Linked DNA regions of Mus musculus: region 2 is linked to region 1. Evidence: chromatin loops called from intact Hi-C (ENCODE). Cell type or tissue: left cerebral cortex. All regions are shown on one strand. Each heading gives the region's core, and the rest is flanking DNA. Links, peaks and the distances in the headings are about the cores only. Region 1 holds the start of Shh (sonic hedgehog). Region 2 overlaps Gm42243 (a long non-coding RNA gene).

What was found. Hi-C counts contacts between places; a loop is a spot of excess contacts. Peaks named below come from ENCODE experiments on the same cell type or tissue, not always from the same donor. Only the 100,000 strongest peaks of a DNase experiment are listed, where the experiment ranks them.
Region 2: a loop joins it to region 1, with 4 times the contacts of the local background. A loop is called at or near these places in 3 of 42 quality-filtered maps.

Annotation. Positions count from the first base shown.
Region 1 is chr5:28,464,950-28,476,401 of GRCm38, forward strand. Shh (sonic hedgehog) reads right to left here and starts at 2,152. Exons shown (of 3, transcript NM_009170.3): 1 at 1,512-2,152. The coding sequence starts at 1,814. 9530036O11Rik (RIKEN cDNA 9530036O11Rik) reads left to right here and starts at 2,035. Exons shown (of 7, transcript NR_015562.2): 1 at 2,035-2,399. RefSeq lists an enhancer at 11,141-11,452. In left cerebral cortex, for the core only: a CTCF peak has its summit at 4,998; DNase peaks (open chromatin) are centred at 1,967, 2,121, 4,767 and 5,035; H3K4me3 peaks cover 841 bases; H3K27ac peaks cover 659 bases.
Region 2 is chr5:28,853,115-28,864,566 of GRCm38, forward strand. It overlaps Gm42243 (a long non-coding RNA gene), which reads left to right. Exons shown (of 4, transcript XR_880913.2): 4 at 5,078-5,315. Among named protein-coding and RNA genes, the nearest start is that of Gm42243, 18 kb to the left of the region's middle. In left cerebral cortex, for the core only: no CTCF peak of the experiment used is centred there; DNase peaks (open chromatin) are centred at 3,316, 3,793, 4,040, 5,458 and 3 more places; H3K27ac peaks cover 677 bases.

The DNA of each region.
Region 1 (11,452 bases), core at 1,424-9,423:
CCTCTTTGCATCAGTAATCTTTTACCTCCTCACACCTTTCCAAGGACCTCCTCATCCTGAGACGCCCCCCCCCCCCCGGGGCACCCAACCAGGGGATGGGTGCCCGGAGCCAGAGAGAGAACTCGCTCCTTCAAGCCACACCAGTCGGGCGCCCCGCGGTCCGCGCAGAGTTAACTGTAGCTCGCGCAGCTCTCCGGCTCCCCCGCGCGCGCGCGCCCACACTCGCGGTCCAGATTTAAGGTGGTCGGGAGCAGATGAGGGAGATGGAGGGAGAAGATGGAGGGAGAACAGCCCTGTATTCAGTCTCCACGATTCCTCTTTGCTCCAGTTCTGGCCCGCCACCCTAAGGCTAGTCTCCTAGGCTTCCCATACAGCAGGTACCCGGTGGCGAGATGCGCGTCGCGTCGCGCGGGCTGTTCCACTCTTGTTTTCTCCAGCCCCCGCCCCCTGCACTTGCGCCCCGCCAGCGCCGCTCCGCCAGCCGCTCGGCGCACCTAGCCCTAAAGGTAGGACTTGAATATTTTAATAGGGCAGTAAAAAGGATGCTGACCTATATTTGCAAGGAAACCCATTTCCAGCTCCAGTCATACGTGCATGGAGTTTCAGAAAGTCTCGATTTGGCTGGGAGATTGGCAGCCTGGAAATCTCAAAGGAGGTGGGATGGGAAGAGAGGCTCGTGCTTTGCTTTGCCGTCTGTCCATCCACCCTCGTCGCCGAATATTTATTCGCTTTTAATTCTTATGCAAGCAGGTTAAAAATTAAAGCGATTGCAAAGCCAGCAAGTTCCAAGTCCCTCCCCTAAGGTACCGCGGGCTCTGGAGAAATGAGGAGCATCCTTAAAGAAATATCAATACATTCTCTGACCGGCACAATTGAGGACGATGGGATCGCAGTCAGGCTACGCGATACAGTGGGGACAAGACGGGCGCCTCTGGAGCTCCTGCCTTTTGTCAGAACTGCCCCCAGGCTTTCTCAGTTACAGTTCTTTGGTGGTGGTGGGGTAAAGGGTGGGGTGGTCTTGGGAGAAAAACACAGAAAAGGAAAAGGTAGGAGCTAGGGGACGAAATGCTCCAGGCTATGTTTGCAGTGACCTGGAGGCCCTTTGAAGTGTATAGGGGCATCCCCTCTCCCTCCATTTTCTGCCTCCACTTGGAAAGGGCAGACTCCCTCAGAGTAAAGGTCTTTCTAAGTTTCAAGCTAGAATACAGGTAGTTAGAGGAGGTCGTCCCGGGAGACTAATTAAATGAGACTAATAAAATGAGACTAATAAGATAGAGAACCCCATCTTCTGGTGCCCCATTCCAGCAAACCCTAAACTTCCTGCTGGACCCTTCACCTCCTTTTTCCTCCCGGAAGAGGAGTGCTAGGTGGGCAGGTGGGTGGGGAAGGAGAGAGCAAGCCGCCTTCCTACCTGCCCAAAGAGCAAACAGAGCAGGGCTGACTGCTTGGTCACACGCACCCCCCCCCCCTCCCGGGAAGGAGTCTGTTTCCCACCCGCAATGGGTCTCTACCTGAGTCATCAGCCGGTCTGCTCCCGTGTTTTCCTCATCCTTAAATATGATGTCGGGGTTGTAATTGGGGGTGAGTTCCTTAAATCGTTCGGAGTTTCTTGTGATCTTCCCTTCATATCTGCCGCTGGCCCCTAGGGTCTTCTCGGCTACGTTGGGAATAAACTGCTTGTAGGCTAAAGGGGTCAGCTTTTTGGGGTGCCGCCTCTTTCCAAACCCCCTGCCGGGCCCACAGGCCAGCCCGGGGCACACCAGCAGCGAGGAAGCAAGGATCACCAGAAAACATCTGGCCAGCAGCAGCAGCATCTCGTCCGCGGAACCTGAGGACTTGTGAGCTGTCCCCGCGCTGTCTGTGCGCGAGCGGGTACGCGCGGGTGTGTGCGTGTGCGCTCCTCCTTGCGCTCGGCTCTCCCTTCCTCGCTCGGCTCGTTCGTTCCCTCTGGCGCTGCCTGGCTCTTTCTCTTCCTATATAACCTTGCCTGCCGCTGCTGCAGGGGACTTGTCTCCGATCCCCACCCAGACTGGGGCTGCGATGGCAGGCTGCCGGTCGCTGGTAACGGAACACATCGGAGTTGGGTCTCGAGACAGCAATTAAAAGACAAAAAGAGCCTGATTTTAAATGGTAGCAAGGCTGGAGAGCTTGTGAGACAGGCTGCCTTTCGCACTATATTATAGCTGGCAGGGGCGCATCTGATTGGCCAAGCCGCACAAGCTTGTCTTCTGATGTTAACCCTGAGAAAGACTACATTTCTCCCCCCTCTGGCTGCTGTGGCTTTATTTTCACCTGAAGGCTTCCAGTTTAAAAAAGAAAGAAAGAGAGAAAGAAAGAAAGAAAGAAAGAAAGAAAGAAAGAAAGAAAGAAAGAAAGAAAGAAAGAAAGTCTTTACTAAGGTAAAGGTGGGTGGGAGGGAGGAGGCCTGTTTATTGGAAAAATACCCCGCACTGCCTGCTTTGTGCTCAGGGCTGCTTCCCCCTTACTTTCTCTAAATGGAAGATGCTTTGGTTAAAGCCAGCATAAGTTTTTAAAGGACAGTCCAGATGCTCCCCCCCCCCCCACAAGCTTTGACCATAAAACAGCCTCTCAATTGTTTGAGGGCAACGCTGCCTCCCTCCTGTTTGCCTTATTTACACCCCATCCCCAGATGTGAGTGTACAGGACAGACGTCACGGGGTTGTGAAAACAGCTCACCTGAGCATCTCCTGAATATTTAGCATCTTTAGATAGAGGATAATCACAGGTGGCCACAACCTAAAGAGTTGCTGTTTTAAGTGCCCTAAAATACTGTCCTTTATTGTATCTCACTGACTGCACCACATTCAAGCCTCTGCAGGTGGATGGATGCATCCCAGCTGAGGGGCAGGTAAAGAGTGTCTGCAGAATGTGGTGGGGTACATAGGTTCAGTGGGTCTATGTGCTGCACCCCAGCATGGAGGGCAGCTGGTGTGTGCTTGGTGGGTAGAGGTGATCTGCCTGGGGCAACTGAAAGTGGGCAAGGCTGCATGCGTGAAGAACCCCTTCCAATCTATCCTAGCAAAGTGCAGGGCTGGGGTAAGTTGATGTGGAATTCAGGCTCCTTAACACAGTTGTATTTCACAGGAGCTTTGCAAGCTAATTTTCAAGGAAAGAAGCTGGCTAGGTGTAGGGCCTGCAGACTGAAGGTGTTAGGGATCTAGAGGACAGTGTTCTGGCCATAAGGGGCATCTTAGAAGAGGATATGCTGTCTAGAGGTCACTACTCTTGGGGTGTCCAACACTCTTTCAGGAAAAAGAAAAATTTCCAGAAAAGTCTTAGTTGAACCAGAAAAATAGAATGTGAAACGCTTTGTTTTTATAGATCATAGAAATCTGCTCTGGCTTTTCTCCCATCCTACTCACAGGCAAGATTCCTCTAGGATGGGCGAACTATTTATGTGGAATGGAATACCTGCTTAGGGACCGAGTCCTCCAGTGTTATCCCATGAGACCAGCCTCTGGCTCTTGATCCTGTCCCAGTGCAGGGAGAGCCCAGCAAACCTGAAGCTCAGCTGGCAGTGGGGTTTTCAGAGGACTTAGAAACTTGGTTGCTTTTGAGTTAGTGTGAGGCGAGGAAAGTGCTTGCTACTGTCTACTGTGAGTCTCAATGGCAGTATGGCAGAGCCTCACCATCCCAGGCTTGGAAGGGTTGACTAAAGCCCGCACACCTGCCCTCTCTGGAGTTTTCTATCCTTTGATTTATGAGGACCAAGTACAGATTCTTAGTGGGAGTTGGTCCCAGCTTCACGAAGACCAAATAAGAGCCAGACTCTCCAGCCTGTATCCTCTGTGTACATCCCCCATCAACTAGAAAAAATGGATACAAAGGGGACCCACTGTTCTTGATCCAGAAGAGTGGGCCTGCCTGGCATGTGGCTTTCATATTACTAGCCGGTGGTGGGCTAGACAAGACTTGAGCATCCTGGAGCCTCATTTTGCTTCAGTATTTCCTTGTTCTCTGTGTATGCTGACCAGCACTCTCTTCTTGATGTCTTTGAATATAGACTGGTGAATGGATCATGCAACTGTAGACAGCTCTAGTCAGCTTTGGATTGGCAGTGGGGAGTGGGTGGGATTTCCTGGGGAAGGAGGCAGAAAATAAAGGCCACATTTCTCCCTGTGGTCAGGCTCATGATCCTGTTCTCAAGACAACAAATATGAACTGTGATTGCTTTTATCCAAGCATTTCTGTAACCTGGAGACCTGGAATACCTGCAGATGTGATTTGGAAACAAACCCCTAAGCTGCCAGTGTTCTATGTGGGCACAGCTGGCCTTGGAGTGCCCAGACATGGTCACCTCCCTTTTGGCTGTGAAGAAGGAGGTGACTTGGTTCTGCTCTGGCCCATTGCTCACCCCCACTCCATCTCTAGGGACAATGGATGCTAATTCCAAGAGAGCCTGATAAGGGCCGGCCTTCCTGGAGTCTGGAAGGATCTTTAGAAGGAAAGTAAAGATTTACTATAAACCCTGTTGTTTTTTTCCTCGTACCCAGGGACAGCTTGCTTCCTGTTCCAGGTTGCAGAAATGCTGGGATAAAAGCAATCACAGTTCATATTTGTTGTCTTGAGAACGGGATCATGAGGCTGGCCACAGGAAGAAATGTGGCCTTTATTCTCTGCCTCCTTCCCGGGGAATCCCACCCTCTCCCCACTTCCCAGACACCAGACACTCGCTGCCTTCCACCTCCAGACACCAGATGGCTCCCTCTCTTTGCTTTCCCCTCTAGACCATTTGGGCCCCTCCCTGTGCCTGTAAGAGGTTCCAGAGCACAATCTCTGCCTGGTGGGGCCAGCCATTTAACTCCCAGAGGCTACTTCTCATTTGTGTAGGTTCAGCTATTCCTCCTGCTGGGCATTTGCAGGCTCTCACTCTTCTTGTTTCTTTCCGTCCAGCGTTCTTTCCTTCACTCTGAGGAGCACTGGCCAACCTTTGACTCTGCCCCACACCCCTGGAGGCATAGTCCTGGGCATGGCCCCTTCCCCCTTCTGGCCCTGCCGCTAGATGGCGTCCTCACTCTGCCTTCGGCCCTGGCCTGCCCGGTTGGGGAAATTCTGCAGTCTCCAGTTGGAAGGGCCTGGAAGCAGGACTAGGCTCTTTGGCTCCTCCTTGCTCTCTGACACTTGTCTTTCCTTTCCAACCCTTAATTTCCTTTCCCCAGTTTGAACTAGGGATCCCAGCCCAGCCCTGCCTGCTGGCCTCTTTTCTTTTCTCCCAGTTGATTTCTTTTCCTTAGAACAGCTCTGCACCATCTCATTCTATCCAATCACCCAGTTAAGTTTCATTTTCTTCCTGATTTTTTTTTCAATCTTGGCAAATAGAGTTTCACTTGCTCCATTTTGTTCTCTGGGGTGATATCTAGGGGAGAGGAAAACCTCACAGCCAAGGAGAAGCCCTAAGCCTGGGAAAGCTGCTTCTGTGTTAACAGCCAGAGAATCACATGGCTGTGAGATACTTTGTCCACGCCCTCTCCAACCTTCAGTAGTCCCTGTGTAAGGTGTAAGCCATGGATATTTAATTCAGGCCTCAGTTCTGTGAATCTTTGTAGTCTCCAAATGATTTCCGTCCTCTACAGGGCCACCAGCTACATTTGTGGCTGAAAAGAGAAACTCAGTGTAGGCAGGTGGCCTTATGGCCCAGAGGACCAAGGGATGGGTCTGGATGCCATAGCTAGTTCTTCTGACCCAGGTCTGGGCATTTCTTTACCATAGGTACTTTGGCACTCCAACATGCCACCACCTTTCCTCCAGTCTTGGAGCTGCTGAAGCGCAGATGCCCCCGGGAGAGGTAATCCATTAAGCCTAAGCATTAGAATCACCTGGGGAGCTTTGAAAAAAAAAATCATGTCAGCCAACAGCTACAGGGCTGTGCTCACAAACAATCACATCAGAGTTTCTGCTTTGCTGACTCCCTTGATGGGAATCCCCAAGACTTGGGACAGGGGAGGGGAGCCACTTGGCTGCAGGTTTCTGCTCCTGGGGATGTTCTTCAGTCCCTTCTGGATGCTCCTGGGTCCCTGGACATATTATTCTATGGCCACTCCTGGCAAGGAACAACACATATGGCTTTATTAGACAGAGCAAAGGACTGGTAGTAAGCTTAATGAGTTTCATATATTTTTCTAGAGCATGTATAGTGAGGGGTCCGTGTGCGGGTGAGGAGGTACATTAAATCGGGAGGTTTGGGGTGTAGAGCAAAAGCCAGGGGAGAAGGCAGGAAGCTGTGAAAAGCCACTCTGTCCAGAGTGAGCACAAGTCTGGACGCCCAGATGCATCAGGGTGTGCAAAGGGGTACCTGGCTTTGGATGGCCTTCAACTCCCTCACACTGGGAAATGGAGGTCAGAGACCATTATACACTTCTTACCTTCTTATTTAGGGAGCCTCAGTACCTGCTTTGATTCTCTCTGACCAGAGCCTCCTGTCAGACAGGCTGAGCAATAGGGTATTACATCATCTAGGTGTCTGTCCAGAAAGAAGAGCAAGGAGGACTGGATGCTGACGTATGAGGTATAGGGCCAACTCTGTATGGGGCACCCAGATTTATCTGGCATGTGAGTGCCATGATGTGTCACGGAGCCTTGTTCTGTGCCCATTCATCCTTCGCAGGTTCCAGGCTGTTGAGGTATTACAATGGCTCCAGAGCCACTGTGGCTCCCATTGTGTCTGGAATCTGTACCAGTTGTAATGTAGATTCCTAATGTGCTGGTTGGATATTTGTCAACCTGACACAAACCTACACATATCTGGAAAGAGAGATACTCAGGTGAGGAACTGAGATTGGCCAGTGGGAAAGGCTACGGTGTGTTTTCTTGACTGATAATTGGCTTGGGAGGGCTACCCTTATTGTGTCCTAACCCTGGGCTGGTCATCATGAGGGTATAAGGAAGCAGGCTGAGCAAGCCATGGGAGCAATCCAGTAAGCAGCACTCCTCCATGCTTCTGTTTCAGTTTTTGCTTCTGGGTTCCTGCCTTGACTTCCCCTCATGAAGCACTGTGCTGTGTAGACATAAGCCAAATAAGCTCTTTCATTTCCCAAGCTTAGTTTGGTCCTGGGGTTGTTTATCACAGCACCAGAGAAGCATGCTAGGACACCTAGTCTTTCTAGAACATCTTGGAACTCTGGGTAGGATAAAGGAGTCACTGAGATCTCTGACATGGTGTTGTGGAGAGAAATGCTCAGACCTGTGTGTGACTGAATGGGCCCCAGCAATTCCTCCCTGCCCCTCCACCGTTGCCTCTTTGAAGTTCTCCCTACTGGGAGCTCTTCCAGTCCTCAGTTCAGAAAGCTGTGGCCCTAAGCTCAGGAGAAGCTGCTGGCCCAGGCAGCAGCCACTTTTTGGAGGAGTCTAAGAGCTAAGCCCCTTCCTTCGACACTGGACACAGAGGACCATATAGCACCCTTTGACCTCTCACAGGCGAGGTCCTGAGCAACCTGATCTCTCACATGGGGACCAGCTGCTGTCCAAACTAGAGCCCAGGGCCGGAGCAGTAGCTCAAGAGCTCCAGGGGCATCAACCCTTTTCATGCTTTTGAAGGACAAGTGCTTTCTTCTGCTGTCTTCAGAGGGACCCTACCTTCCTCCTTCAAAGCCAAGTTGAGAGCCAGAAGCAGTGAGGTTGGTGGTTTGCACCTGCTGTGGTACAGAAGGGGAGAGAAAGGGCTGGCAGGATGGAGCCAGGTGGGTATGGAGGGTGAGAAATGAGAGAAGGGGTTGGCTGAGGTGGGAATCAGGACACAAAGGGAAGCCAAAGGTGCTCAGCAAACACTTGGGTTGTCCAATGTTAGCCAAGCTTCTAGGACCTGACTCAACGAGCTTCCTACCCTGTAATGTTCTCATGGACCGTTTCTCCAGAAGGCTTTGGGCAACCAGAAAACCAGATGGCTGGTACGGCTCTCTTCTTCCTCTGAGGCAGGGGGATTTTGTAGAGGATTCTGCTGACTGAGAAGTGGTTCCTCACTTCAGAAAGAGCCACTTTCAGCAGATGCTGTGCAGCTCTGCTCCGAGTTGCACCAGCTCCTGAGTCATGTCACAGTGTGCACCCAAATCCTGGGGTGGGGTCTGGAAGCCAGACAACAGGTGCAGAAGATGCTGCATAAGATAGCTCTCTCCAAAGAGAGGGTGTCTCCTCCCCTCTGTCTCTCACCAGCAATCCCCTCCTTCAGCCACCATGGGATCTCACCTCTTTGGGGACTGGGCTCTTTATTTTGGACTGTCTTCCCCAGAGAGGGTGTCCAGGCTTGAAGTCACATGTCACCTAGAACTCAGGTTAGCAGAACTTTCTTGCCCCGTGTACTTAGATTGAATTTCAATTTACTAACACACACAACCCTATGGAGGAACCAGAGGCCCAGAGTTTGTATATTCTGTCCGACCCCACAGAGAATTCATGGCAGGAACATCAGCACTCATGGTCCCTGGCCCCAGAACCTGTCATAGAGCTCCAGATTGTGATCTGTGGGGCACGTGGCTGCATCAGCAGACGGGAAGCAGGGACTAGGACAGAAGAGGAAGCGTGGACGTGCACTTGGAAAGATAAGCCACAGAGTAATGTATGCGTCTTGCGGCTCAAATAAAAAGTAGTCCAGAATCAGAGTTTCTGAGGAGAAGACTAGGGGTGTCTGAGAGTGGTTCTCCTCAGTTGCTCTGTCCTGTAGCTTTCTGTATTGGACACACAGGGTCACTATTCTTTCTCTGAGCCTCCATCCTCACCATTGGCCTGGAGGGGCATGTCTCCTCACCCAAGGGCACCATCCATCTGTGGTCAGTGTGCCCTTGATGCTGACTTTTAGTCCCGGCTCTCAGCTTCCTCCCTCCCCAGTCTGACGTAAGAGTGTTTCCAAGGAAAATACTGTGTGCCCGATAGACACGGAGGCTTCAGGACTAGACATGTCCACATTGAGTTTTTGTGATGCTTAGTGGTTACACTACGGGAGCCATCTCCCTGGTGCCCTCAGAGGTGAGCTTGTTTTGAGAGCTTCAGCCTCTCTGGTGGCCTAGATGGAAGCTGTAGATGTTGTTTCTAGTTCCTTTTCCTGACGCTGGGATAAAAATGCCACGACAAAACAAATTGAAGGAGAGGTTTTCTTGATTCACAGTAGAGAAGTACTGAGAGCAGGGGCAGGTGGCAAAGGACCAAACTGCATTTTCAACCAGGAAGCAGAGAGGTGAGTGCTGTTGTGGGTTCCCTTGCTTCCGTTTATGCATTGCAGGACCCAAGCCCAGGAAATGGTCCCACCTACAGTGGGCATATCTTCGTATCTCAGTTAACCTAGCAATCAAAGTCATTCCCTATATGCATGCCCAGAGGGCTTATGGACAGGCCCTTGTTTAGGGTTCCTTAGCAGTCTTCACATCAGGGCAGTGAGTGTCCTATGGCCTTTGGTTGGCACTTCTTATGGCCAGGCCTCCATGTGTCATGGACTTGCTGGGATAGAGAATGGACAGGGAGCCTGGTGACAGTCCCTGTGGCTAAGGTGCTCCTCTCTCCAGTGTCATGGCGGAGCTCTGGCAGATTATTTTCATATTATTCTCAGATGATTGGTGTGTGAGGTTCAGGTGTCCTGACTGCTCAGGGCTGAGTCTGTGTCAGTTCCCCAGAGGCAAGTTGCTTCTGTCTGAGTCTAGCAGCTGGTTCCTCCATGCAGGGCACTGAGTGTTGAGCTAGCCTACTACATGCTCAGTCTTGGTCTGTGTGCTATGTGCGGTAGACGTCTTAAAACAAGAGTCCTATAGAGTGAAAGCTAAAAGTATGTGGAGTTTGTTTTGTTTGAAGGACTGAGCTTTGGTAACTGAGATGGCACTTAACATCAAGAAACAGCAGAAACCTTGGCCCTCCTTGACAGTCTGTAGAGTACCTTCCTGTTGGGACTCATTGGACCCCCAGCATCTCTAGTCTCAGGGAAGGTGTGGAACCATGTACATCTCATAGCTGCCATTGAGAGGTTTCCAGGAAGACTCCCAATCGGAGAACCAGGATCGGATCTGGAAGGATCTTCTCCAGCTCAATGTAGAAAAGATGCTGGGAACCTCATTCTAAGCTTTTGATTAATTTCAAGAGGAAAGATTCTAGATTCGACACTCTTGACCTTTGAAGGTGGAGACCTGCTCCTGCTGTGGAGTTCTCTGCCTTTGCCTTGGGGGGATCTTGGGCAGTGGTCATTCCTGGTGCGTTATGTCTGTGCTTTTGCTTGCTGCCCTGAACAATGTCCATGTACCTCTAGCTGCTATCCCCTGTGGTGGCAGACATCTGGCTTTTTGTATGTGGGCCATTTACCAAGGGCCTGTGTTGTTTATTATACCCATTTATTATACCCATGTTTATTATACCCATTTATTATACCCATGTTTTATGCTGAGAGTTGTTACTTACACTCTGACATCAAGACTGTTATCAACATACCTATGCACTTCTAGAAGAGTCTGTTGGTCTTATAAGTCCCCAGCTAAGATGATGTTCAATTAATATTGATCACTTGATGAAAGTTTCTTATCAGTGCAGCACACTCCAATGGTTTCTATTTGGAAAGAATTCAACAAAAATAAACTAAGAAAACCAGTTTGCCGTAAGAGATCACCGCTGGCATCTGGCTTTACTATGACAAACATGTGAGGCCAAAGGCAGCTCACTGTAGGATGAGCCAGCTGACTTTGGAGAGGGCATTTCTTTAGCTTGGCTAATAAAGACATTCAATGAAATTGAGTTACTTTCAAAAATTCTACTTCCTGTATTTCCCATACTTTTTGATTAGCAAATAGGATAAAGCATTGGAAATTATCATGTAGCTCTGTGGAGCTGGCGCTTTAGAAGGCAGACTCTTCCTTTTTTTTTTCTTTCTATTTTTCCCTGAGACAGAGTCTCACTAGGTAGACTGGACTGGTCTGGAACTATGGATGTTAACCTCAGATTCCTCTTACCTTTTTTTCCTTTTTCCTTTTTTTTTTTTTTTGGCATAGACACACGGGGCTACTTTATACATAGGAACCCCTGTAGTGACCTAGTACCACCGACAGGCAGCATAACTAATAACCACTTGTTTCCAGAAGACATTGAGTCCTTTAGGTAATGCTTCAGGGTGGAGCACATCAGCCATCATGGTCTCCAAAGGACAGGAAATGTGGCCGAATTCTTAGCTTAGTCTCCGCTTTAGGGGCCCAGGGAGAGCCATGGTTCATTCCTTTTCTCTGCCTCGGAAGGTGGGACCTCAAGTGAGCTGTGCACTAATTTTGAACTTAATTCTCCTAACCTAAGACTTGAACTTCCAGGAGGGCCCAGTGTTCAGGTGCTGTCCAGCACTCACTCAAAGTCATTTCCTTCCCCACTAAGGACTAACATGGACTGACATTCTGAGAGGGGGCTGGCTGTTCCTACCAGCAGCCTGTCCACAGCAAGGGGAGACTCCTCATAGCCTGTTCCCCAGAGAGTGCCTTGGTGC
Region 2 (11,452 bases), core at 1,997-9,996, 390 kb after region 1:
GAGAAGTCAAGGTAGGACTGTAAAGCATCATATTCACAGTCAGGAGTAGAGAGGGAATAAACGCATGACCCTGCTTGCTTGCCCTCAGCTAGCTTTCATCTCTCTTATACTGGTCAGGGCCTTCTGTCCAAAGAATGCTGATGCTCACCCTGACCTGAGTCTTCCTAGATAAGTGGATCTCAACCTTCTTAATGCTGCAACCCTTTAATACAGCTCCTCAAGTTGGGGTGACACCTAACTATAAAATTATCTCGTCACTACTTCATAACTGTGATTTGTTACTGTTATGAATAGTAATGTAAATATATTAAATACCTGATATCCAGGATATCTGATATGGGACCGTTATGAAAGGGTCGTTTAACCACCAAAGGGGTCATGACCCATAGGTTGAGAACCAGCTGTCCTAGATCAGTTATACACAATCCCCAACAGAAACACTGGCAGGCCAACCTGATATAGATAACTCCTCATTAATATTCTCCCTAGATGATTCTAGGTTGTCAAGTTGACAGGTAAAAAATAAAAATCAACCAGTATACACAATATGTGATTCATATATCTTTATAAATATATATATATATATATTTTTATGAAAAATACACACACACATCTTTCTCTCAGTTCTACAGTGGCAGAAGAGGGTCTTGCACAGGATCTAGCAGCGGTGCAGTGATGGGTCAGTGGACATGCCTGTCAGTACTAACAGAGAAGAGGAATAAGACAGAAGCCAATTTCCTTTTGAGATTGGACAAGCTAGATTGACTTGACATTTGCTCTCATGGCCTCTTAGGGGTCCAAAGTTCAAGGCAAGGATGGAGTGTAGATTATAGAGTATCTCCCTCGGAAGTCCTCACTGGAGGTCTTCAGGTGAAGTGGTTAGGAAAACACGTGGCCTAGTGGTTCATGGCACCTCAAATTGAGACCTTGCTTTAAGCTTCTCTGTGTTCAGTTGGATCCCAGCTTCTGAAGAATCAAAGGAGCCTAACTTCACATCAGACCTTGGAAAACAAGAGCCCAATAAATATGAGCTTATCCCAAGAGAACAAGTCAGGAGCAAAAGAATGGGCACACACAACAACGTCTGCCGAGACTCCAGCTGCTGAAAGACAGACAGAGGCTCTGAAGATGGAGCCTGCAATATCTGCAGGTGATCCAGCTGCAGCAGAATGGGCAGAAGTCAAGAATGGCTCCGAGATGGGACCTGAAAAATGGAGATGTCTGGGCCCTGCACTGCCTCTACCAAAAATAATTTCATCATTGGCAATGCTGGTGCATAGGTCTTCCTTGAGCCCCAGCAGGACCAGTAGGATGCACTGTGTTCTTTATGTTGCTCAGGCCCATGCTCAGAGTTGGTGGTTGGTGGAGAAGTAGAAGGAGGAGAGTAGCAGAGGGGCAGGGCTCAGGTTTTTGCTGTATCAGGATTTCAGAGCAAACCATTGGTACAGGGACTAGGAATCCAGACAATGAGTGGCCTTGACACCAGTAAATGTGTGGGCTCAGGATGTGATTCAACATATACAGGAGCAAAGCTAAACCTCAGTAGAATCTCTGAGAGCATAAAGGTGCAGAAAACTGCACCAAAGACAGCCCTACACAAGATTTTTAGGTTCCAAAAGATAAAAAGGAACCATCAAGGAGACTTTGTCATGGAGGAAGGGACTCCATTGTTGACCAGGGGACTTACTGGGGTGGGACCCTTGGAGACTTTTGGTGAAACTTTTCTGGGATGGTAGAAAAATGGATAGCTAATTAGACTGGGATAAGAAGGTGGTAGAGTGGGGCAGGGCTGGCATGTTGGTGGCTGGGGGAAGCATCTGTGAAGTGCTACAGAAGTGAGAACGAGCATACATCGGCGGCAGCTGGAGAAATGGTAAGTAGATCAGGATGTGGATGGAGCACGGGGAGTCTTACAGGGGCATCTGTCTGTGACCAGCATGGAAAGGCCATGCATATCTAAGGGGAGATGCAGCAGATGGGATCCAGGAAGGAGGAGAGACTAGAGTCTAAGGTTTAAGAACAAAGGGAACAAATACACCCTGTGTCCTTTCATAAGGCCACCAACCTCATGCATGAGAGCCCCACCCTGTGGCCTACACGTTTCTCAGATGCCCCATCTCTTAGTATCAGCATACTGGGGGCCAGATTTCAGCACCTAAACTTCAAGCTACAGCATTCTTTCCTGGATCCCTCAAAATGCAGTCCTTACATGCAAAATGAATGAATCCAAAGTCTTAAGTATGTCCAGGATCAGCTTTTCAAGGCTGGTCAAAGTCTTAATTAAACACCAGATTGGCTGATATAGGGAGGAATTCCAGGTGTGATGGGTCTGATACAAACTTTGCTCCAGCTGTGAAAACAAGCTAGTTATATACGTCCAAAATCCAGCACCAGTCAGGCATAAGATCAACATTCTATTCAGAAATGGAGAAACTAGAAGGCAGTAGGGTTGAGAATATACGTTTGAGGCATGCTTACCTAGAATAGCCTGGGTTTGGTTCCCAATACTTCATAAACTGGACATAGTAATACACACCTGTAATCCTATAACTCAGAAAGTAGAAACAAGTGGATCAGAAATTCAAGGCCAGTCTTGGCTACATGATACTAAGAGGTAGATGGAGGGGAAAGAAAAAACAATTTGGAAGGCAGAGACAAGATCCAACAGGGCAAGCAAGGCCTTTAAGTATTGGTATTGATTGACAGTTAAGAGTACTGGATGGTCTTTTAGAAGACCTTGGTTCAATTTCCAGCATCCATATGGCAACTCACCACTCTAGTTCCAGGGTACCAAATGCCCTCTTCTGGCCTCTGCGGACACCAAACTCGCATGTGATAGACAGATATACACACAGAAAAACATCAGTGCACAAAAAAATACTAATAATTTTTTAAAATCACAGAAGACTTTGTGGAATGTATTTTTTTATCCCATATGCTCTTCTGGTGTCTCTTTAAAATGTTGAATATTTTTCTTTGGCTGGATCTACACACATACATACACACACACACACACACACACACACTGCATGGCATTTTTAACTGAATTGTGACATGTTCTTTCTATCTCCAGTTGGTTTAAATTATGTAACTGCATGTGGCTCTTCTCACTCTTTCTCTTGTCTGACTATGCCTATGCTGCAGAGGCAGACTAGGGTGAAAGTGTCCAATATCTTTTAGAGCTCTGGAGTTCCAAGATACTCAGGTGCAGCCTGGCTTAGGAGAACAGAGAAATTTGGGCAGGTGACGCTGACTGACAGTTTGCTTCTGTCACAGGCACTGGAATGCAAATGGTTGCTTCCCTGTTGCTGGACTGTTGGACAGAGTGGGAGGAATGAGCAGTCACTGACTGTGGGGCTGTTCTTGCTGAATCTAAAGAATCCCTTCAAGAGCCAGTAATGAGTGGAGCCATAGCCTGATTACAAACCGCATCAGAATGCCAACTACCGACCAGGACTTGGGATATGGCACATCCCAACCAAAAAGCATAGGAAGAACAGGCAATCAGTGCAGGGCTCGGTGTGCAGGGCTCAGGACTTCCTAAATGGACATGCAATGGGTAAGGGCTCCATATATAGGGCTCAGGACTTCACAAATGGAGACATCCCACACGTGGCAACAGGACACCAGGAGAAGGCTTCATCTACAGAACAGGTCTTCATGGGGCCTAGCAATATGTTCCCAAAGAAAAAGACTGTCTATGTGTGGGCCCCAGAAGTTGCTAGTCACCAGAATCAACGTGTTGCTAGGAGAATCCCTGTTGCTACTCAGACACCCAAGTCACTCCTCCCATCATACACAAGAGCCTGGGAATAGGAAGATCTTCAGAAAAATGTTCCAGGATGGAAGTGCACATAAAGGAAGAGACAGGGGGCATCACAGCAGATAAAATGCTGGAGAGAGACACAGGATGCAGGCTCCACTCTTCTCTGTGGTGTCTCCAATGCCTAGAAGCTAATGAAAACAGTAGACCAAGAATATCTGTACCTACTCCACCACTGAGCTGGATTTCACACTTCCAGAAAACAGATGCTAACACCCATGCTGACCCAGTAACATAGCCACAGCCAGAAGCCACACTAACAGTGATGGTAGCAAGACTGCCAAGGCTCAGGGGAAGGAAGATCTGCTGTGGTGTCCACAAGTGCCATTTATAGAGTCTTGGCTGGCTCTTGGCATGTTCTATACACATTCAGTATGAAAGTATTCCATCCCATAACAGCCTGTGGGGCAGACAGCTGCCATTGTCACATAACCTGCCCTAGCCACATACATGCTAGGAGTCTCCCTGTGTGATCCCTTGTCTCAGTGATCAGAGCCCATGCCATCTTGGTGACAGAAACCAGACTACAAATGAAGCCTCTCATCATTTTTGTTTCCCAGGGTGATCCCTGCACAGTGAGAATGGGACCTACCCTGCTTGTCATTGAACTGGCGTGGATAACGGTTACACAGCCTCTCAAGCTATGGGTCAATCACTCTCAACTCCCTGTCTCTGATACAGACCTCATGGGAGATAGGGTTAGACTTTTTCCAACACTTCTTCTTTTGTAGAGCCCCACTGACCCATGTAGGGATACATGATGTCAGATCCCTGGCAGAGAGCACTCCAGCACTGCCCAGACCCCAATACTGACACTGTGGACTCACTACCTGACTGTGTTTGTGTATATCTAGAAAACAGAAGACGTTGACAAAATAAAAGGAAAAGAAAATTAGAAGTTAAAGTCTTGGCAGCAGGCTTCAGCTGACTATACAAAGGGCTCTCCTTTTCCTAGTCTTTGACACTCATTTTCTCTTGACAGTTTTAGTGATAACATCCCAGAAGAATGGGGTCCTTCAAGGAGGCTGTTTCCCTTGAGTCCACTGCAGGCCGGCCTCTTTGGGCAGTGGGTATGAGATTAGCAGCCGGGGTAAGGAGGAAGCTTTGCTCCTTTTGAGTTTTGTTACAGCCTGCCAGAGGCAGCAAGAGCAGAGTCCACAATTCTCTCTCTGCCTTTTGCTTCCTACCTCTCCATCCCCTACCACCAAAAGGAATATTGCCAAGTCTGTGATACAACTTTCATTTCCTTATCAGAGGCACGTATGAGATTGGATCACCGGGGACTTTGATGTTAGCTCCTGTCTCTGTGGAACTCTAAAGGAAGAACACCAGAGAGGTGAGCCTCCAACAGGGGAGAAAGAATGGCCTCCAGCCCAGAGACCTCACCTGCTGGTCAAAGGAAAAGGACTGTGGTGGAAGGGCTGGACAGAATCTATGGAGCAGCCCAGCGGAGAAGCTGTGCCAGCTTCAGACCGGCTAGGTGGAAAAACTAAACCCAGGCTCTCATTACTTTGGAAATAACAAGAAAATAATTGGAGACAGTGTTTCTATTTTTATGCTGAGTCCCAAGCTTTCCAGCCTGCTGCTGGAGGAGGGAAATAAAAGAGAGTGAAGCAGCTGTGTAGGCTCAGAGCATCAGCCCAAAGCACAGCATGCTGGGTCAAGTGCCACTTCTGACACCGTGAGGACTGTGCACCGGGCTGAAGACACTGACAAATACTTTGGCTTGATTCTTCTAAGGATGTGGGTCCTGGGCATCCTTCTGAGAATGATGGCAGTCTTCCTGGCTGGTGGGTCATACATGGAGCCTGTGCTGCCATGCCATCAATGTTGACACTGCACTGAGTACAGTGTGAATTGAAAGTGCTGCCAACTCAAAGTCAGACTCCCAGGTGGCCTCCAGAGGCAATTTTAGCATCACCCCTCAAAGGCCTCAAGATTCCATCTGTGTCCCCACTTGTCCTCAATTGTCTCCCAGACACCTGAATGTTCTGGATGAGGAAAAAAGGGATAGCAGAGACAACTGGGGACACATCCATTTCACGGTGTAGCATTATGTATCTGGCCAGTTTCCAAGCCCTGGCAATTAGAGGAGGTCACCACTTAAAGCCAAGGAGAGGACATAAGACTCTCTATAAGGAGGCTATAAGGTTCAGGCTGTCAGAAGTGGGGATGCAGGGAGGGAGAGCTAGCTTGCGTCCTTCTCCACTCCTCTCACTGCACACTGGCAGACTTGTTGGAGGCCACACCCACAGAGAGCTTTCTTGGCACATTGGCATCTTCCCCTCAATATTTCTGGCTAGAGCAAAAATCTAATCATTCTGTTGAAAACTTAACTAGAACTGACATATCAATTCATCACTGTAATATCAAAGCTTTCTAAAGAGGGATCATGGTGTGTGTGTGTGTGTGTGTGTGTGTGTGTGTGTGTGTGTATGTGTGTGTGTATACAGTGTGTGCACACAGAGGTAGTGTGTTTGTATAGGGGACGGTATATAAGGCTGTGCAATGTAACATGTGTCTATGAAATTGTACATAGTGGGTAGCATTAACAGTTTTATTATATACATATGGGGTGAGATGTGCAGTATATGTGTACAACACAGTGATGGTGTGTGTGTTATGTATAGCATGTGTGGTATGCACAGTGTGTGTGATATATGCATGTTTTTAGTACCTATATATGATATGTGATGTATGAGCCTGGTATGTGTGCATGTATATGGTGTCTTCATGGTGTGTGTGTGTGTGTGTGTGTGTACATATGTGCTGTGCACATGCTGTGCAGTGTGTGCGTGGCATGTGTACTGTGAGTAGCAGGAACACTGTGAGAGTTGGCAAGCAGGTGGCTTATACCTCCCCAGGGCCTGTGTTGCAGTCCCCCTTTCCAGCAGCCCATCCATGCCTCTCTGGGACTTGACAGGGCCCTCTGCCGAATCTTGGTTCCTATAGAGCAGAGCCCAACCATCTCCACTGGGTCTGCAATTCTGCACCAACAATTTTCTATGACCTGTGTTGTTCCCCCGAAGTTTCTGCAGCATGTAGTGTGGCTTCTCTTCTCCTGAGGTGAGAGGGTTCACTCTAGGTGACAGATGCAGCCTCGCCTGATCCGGGAAGCAGTGGCTGAGATGACACAGACAAGGTACTATTTTTCTCAGTCATGATGTAGGTCACAGCTTCCTTAGATTGGCTGTTGCCATGGCAACCGGAGCTTTCTGCTTTTGTACAGGGACTTGGAATACTATTCCTCAAGATAAAGGAAACATTGAGAATCCTATAAAAGGCCTCCCTGACAGCCAGCACATACCGCCCTGCTCTCCATACCCCCACCAGAGCCAGTCAGTACTGCCTCACTCTGTGAGGCCCACCCTCCTTTCTCAAAGATGAACACGTTGAGCTGCCCTTGGGAGCCTATAGAGCTAGATACGCTCTGGGAGATCAGATCAGCACCAACCTGTCTGGGCACACAGTACCATGATGTCACAGAGTGATGTGCCTACCTCTGCCACCCACCCAGAAGGCCTCCTTCCATGTTCCTCATCCATTGTCATCTGGACATCTTATTGTATAGTATCAGAGCCTTGCAATGACCTGCTTATGGTGTGAATAAGTCACTCAGCAGCCCACTCTAATAATACCTGGGTTTAACCAGGCCCATTTGCTAAAGTTCAGGGGTGTGGCTCCATGGACTTCCCACACCTCTGGCCTTCCTACAGAGCCCAAGCAAGCTATATGAAGCCCTTCTCTCTCAAAGCGGTGTGCACTTCAGTCTTGATGTGTCTGATCTACAGGAATGAACAAGGAGCCCATAGTAAACAGACCAGAGAACTGGGGTGGCCAAATATGACAAACATCCACCAAGTTTTGCAAGGATAGACCTAAGTCCTGTGATTCTGTTCGGCTAAGCAGAAATGTTTGGCAGAATCCTAAGGAAGATCCAACCTCCACTGACACAGAACTGGGCTGATGCTTATCACTCACAGTGTGAGAATGGCTACTCACCTGTCCTTGTTTAGGAAATGCAACAAACTGCACATGGCTGCACTCCAGAGCTGGATCCTGAGAGCAGGTATGCTGGTTAGGGTGCAATGAGGGAACATGTCGCCTTGCTCAGGTATACAGACCTGTACAGAACTGCAGCCCACCAAACTAGTAATAAAACTAGTCTCAAAATTAGGTTGTGTCTGCAGCAAGCTAAGGGATTTCAAAGATGTAATTGGAGTCCCCAGTGAGCAGGCTTTCCATCAGTCCGAATGCAGACTGCCTGGGGCCTCCAACCTCTCCAGGTGAGTCCAGACACAGCCTGGGATTCTCTCTCAAGCTGGATGCAGAGAGGCAAGGACTTGAGTTTTACAGCTGGGAGAAGAGGAACTCTGCCGAAAGGCATAGGAGCTTAGGCACATCCTTGGTTGTGTGGCTCCTGGGGTCCCAGCAGAGTAACAGCTCGTTTGACTGGGACCTGCTGGCCTGCAGGAGTAGTGACACCACACAGATGAACTGTCCTCAACACCTGATGTAGCAATAATTTGTTATACAGCCATAGAAAACAAATGCACGGGCCATGTCTTTGTCTGATGCTAAGGCCCTGTTCTTGTGAAACCATCAGCTACGTCACTCAGCGTGGAACTTTCAACAGATTAGAGTTGTGCCACAGTAAGATACTGCATTCTTGCATTGAAAACACCTCAGCAGATGCTACAAGTATCTGTAACACCAGGAGGGCTGGGTTGGTTACAGCATTCTTCTTAATTCAGCTTTTATGGCACTACTGAGAACAGTATTTTACTTAATTTGAGAAGCTTAAAATAATCCATGGATCCATCTTCTTGTAAAATACATATAGCAGAAGTCATCCTAAAGCTTAGAAGCTAAGCTAAACCGAAGCTCAGAAAATAGGAAAGCAAGAATTGACTAGTTACTGCTATGCTGCAGTAACAAACAACCCCATTTACGGTGATATGACAGTTCTTTTACCATTACAGACCACCCTAGATGAGGATCACCAGTGCTTGCATCGCCATCCAGGTAGCCCTCTGGTCCAGGGTGAAGACCTTCTGTGTCTCTACTGTCCTTTTCCAGGGTGTCTTTGTCCCCTGTGGCTTACTTGCATTTTGGACTTTGAGGGACTCGATTCTAGTTCTAAACTACCAAGTAACTTCCAAATGCAGGGATGATGCAGAGGATGCAGAGGTGATTAGAATGTTACTGCCATGGTCCATATTGCTCAAAGGTGGTGTCACTCAGAGACTACATACCTCTTAGCCTGGAAGACGCCAGCATGCTTCAGTGGAGGAAAAGCTGAATGACCTGAACGATCCATGCAATATTTAAAGAGTATCAGACTCCAGAGAAGTTTAAAAAAAAAAGTTCTATTCAAGTGAGTTTCCTGAAGACAGCAAGTGTAAGTAGTGAGTGTAATTAGTTCAGACCTCACAGAAACATAGGAATGTACTAGAGCTCAGGGCTGCCTGCTGAGACAGGAATCCATGGAAGAGACAAGCATACAGGGAAGTGGCTGGTGGGGAGCAGGAATAGGCAGAGTAGGAAAAGCTATAGAAAAAAATCCATCTGCTAGCTTCTGGGAGAGGTCAGTGAGGGTAACTGGAAACTCGGGGGAAATGCCTGAAAGAAACCATGGCTTTCAACCTGAACTTCAAAGACAAATACAGACATGCTAGCTAGGGAAGAGTAGGCGGTCCCAGGCAGGGCAATGGTGGGGAAAGATGGCTGATATGAGGGAGAAGCTGAGCCAGGAACACCTGTGATCCTGATGCAACTTAAGGGTGCATTCCCAACACCCTCTGTACCCCAAGAAGCCATGGAACCAAGAGGTTTCACAAAGAGGTGTGAGGGCGAGTATGAGTCTCCATGTAGAAGTAGTCCTGGCCTCCAAGGGTGGCTGAGGCACAGTGTCACTCACTGGCTGATAATAGTTTCTAAGGGCACAGTTTCAGCTCCAGGGTGGCAGAGCCAGCTTCTGTTGAGGTTGTGAAGGTGGACCTGGCCCTGGTTTACCAACTGCTATGGCACTGGTAGCTTCTGGTGCTCTGTGACTTGTAGGATGGCCAGCCAGTACCTGTCTTCATTGTCATGTGGTGTTGTCCCTGTTTGCCTATCTGTGTCTAAGTTTCCCTCAAGAGCTGTGGTAGTTTGAATATGATGTCCCCAGGATTTTGGGTCTTTGACTGCTTAGTCACAGTTGCTGGCTCTACTTGCAGAGGTTAGGCCTTGCTGAAGCCAGTCTACCATTGAGGGTGGCCTTTGAGAGTTTAAAGACCATTTCAAGGTCACGCTGGTGCCTGTGGTGAAAGGTGTAAGCACTTAGCTTGCTGTTCCAGTCACCATACCTGCCTTCTGCCACTCCTCCTAGCCATGATGGTGACAGACTCTTAACCCTCTGGAAGCATAAGCCCAATGACTCCTTCTTTCTATAAGTGTGCACGGCTGTGGTGTTTTAGAAAAGTAACAAATAAAGAGATGCGCCATCACACTGCTCCAGCCTGTGCTAACGACCCCATCTTAATTTAACTTCCCATCTTCCAATGAAGCTATTTCCAAGAAATGCCACATTCTAAGGTATTAGGGGTTAGAACAACAATGTAAAACTTTGATGTCATTAATCAGTCAAGAACCCACACTCAAAATAGCGACTATTACACAGCCCACCCTACTGTCCCTCTGTGAAATATTTATCTGTGTCTTTGTTATAGCCTTAAATGAAATCTGTCACTAAATCTACCTACACACACATCCTCAACTTAATTCTATTTTCTGACTGCAATTTAAAATAAAATGTAATTTTTAAGAAAATATGCCATTTAATGTGTGTTAAGTGCTCAACTAACATCTATGCTGATAGGGCATTGTCAAATCCCAAAGGAGACAAACATTTTCATGTGTCTGAGTTTAGAGACAGTGCATCTCAGAGCATCATCTGGGATGTGATTAACCAACCCAGGAAGGCTAATGAAACTGGCCCCAAACAAGCAGAGAGCAGGTTCTCTTATGCTCTGTCCTTTGGCCTGGCTTGATTCAAATGCTAATAATTTTGTATGCTGTACAGGTTCTTAGAAACCCATGTGCAAATTTGTTTTACATTTTCACTGTTAAAAACATTGTGTAAACAATGTTCTTGTGTGCAAGTGCATACTTCCCACATATTTATGTTTCTGTACCATAACACCATTAATTTATGCCTGCTAAATCAAGAGTTGAGATCATTTAATATGGTTGCATAAAAGCACTTCAGTAAAAGTATGAACACAACATTTAGAGAAAAAGAAATGAATGTATCCTCCTCCCATTACTGGGTCCTTGGAGACCACTCTATACCAACACAACAGAGGATTTGAGTGTACCCTGCAGGTGGTCTCTAGCTTCCTCCAGGGTTCTTGCCCTACACCTGCAACAGAAATCCAAATCACAAATCCTCTCTCCATGTGCTCCATCTCTCTCCATGTGCTTTATTCCTCTCCATGTGTTCTACCTCCACCCCATAATTCTGGTTCCAAGCAAAGCTCAAATGAGGAGCTGAGGTGTCTATCCCCCTATGGTGATATCTACATCAAATGTCAAAGTCCTGCCTGCCCTCACCATGTATCCTCTACCTGTAGGGATGATGATGAGTAG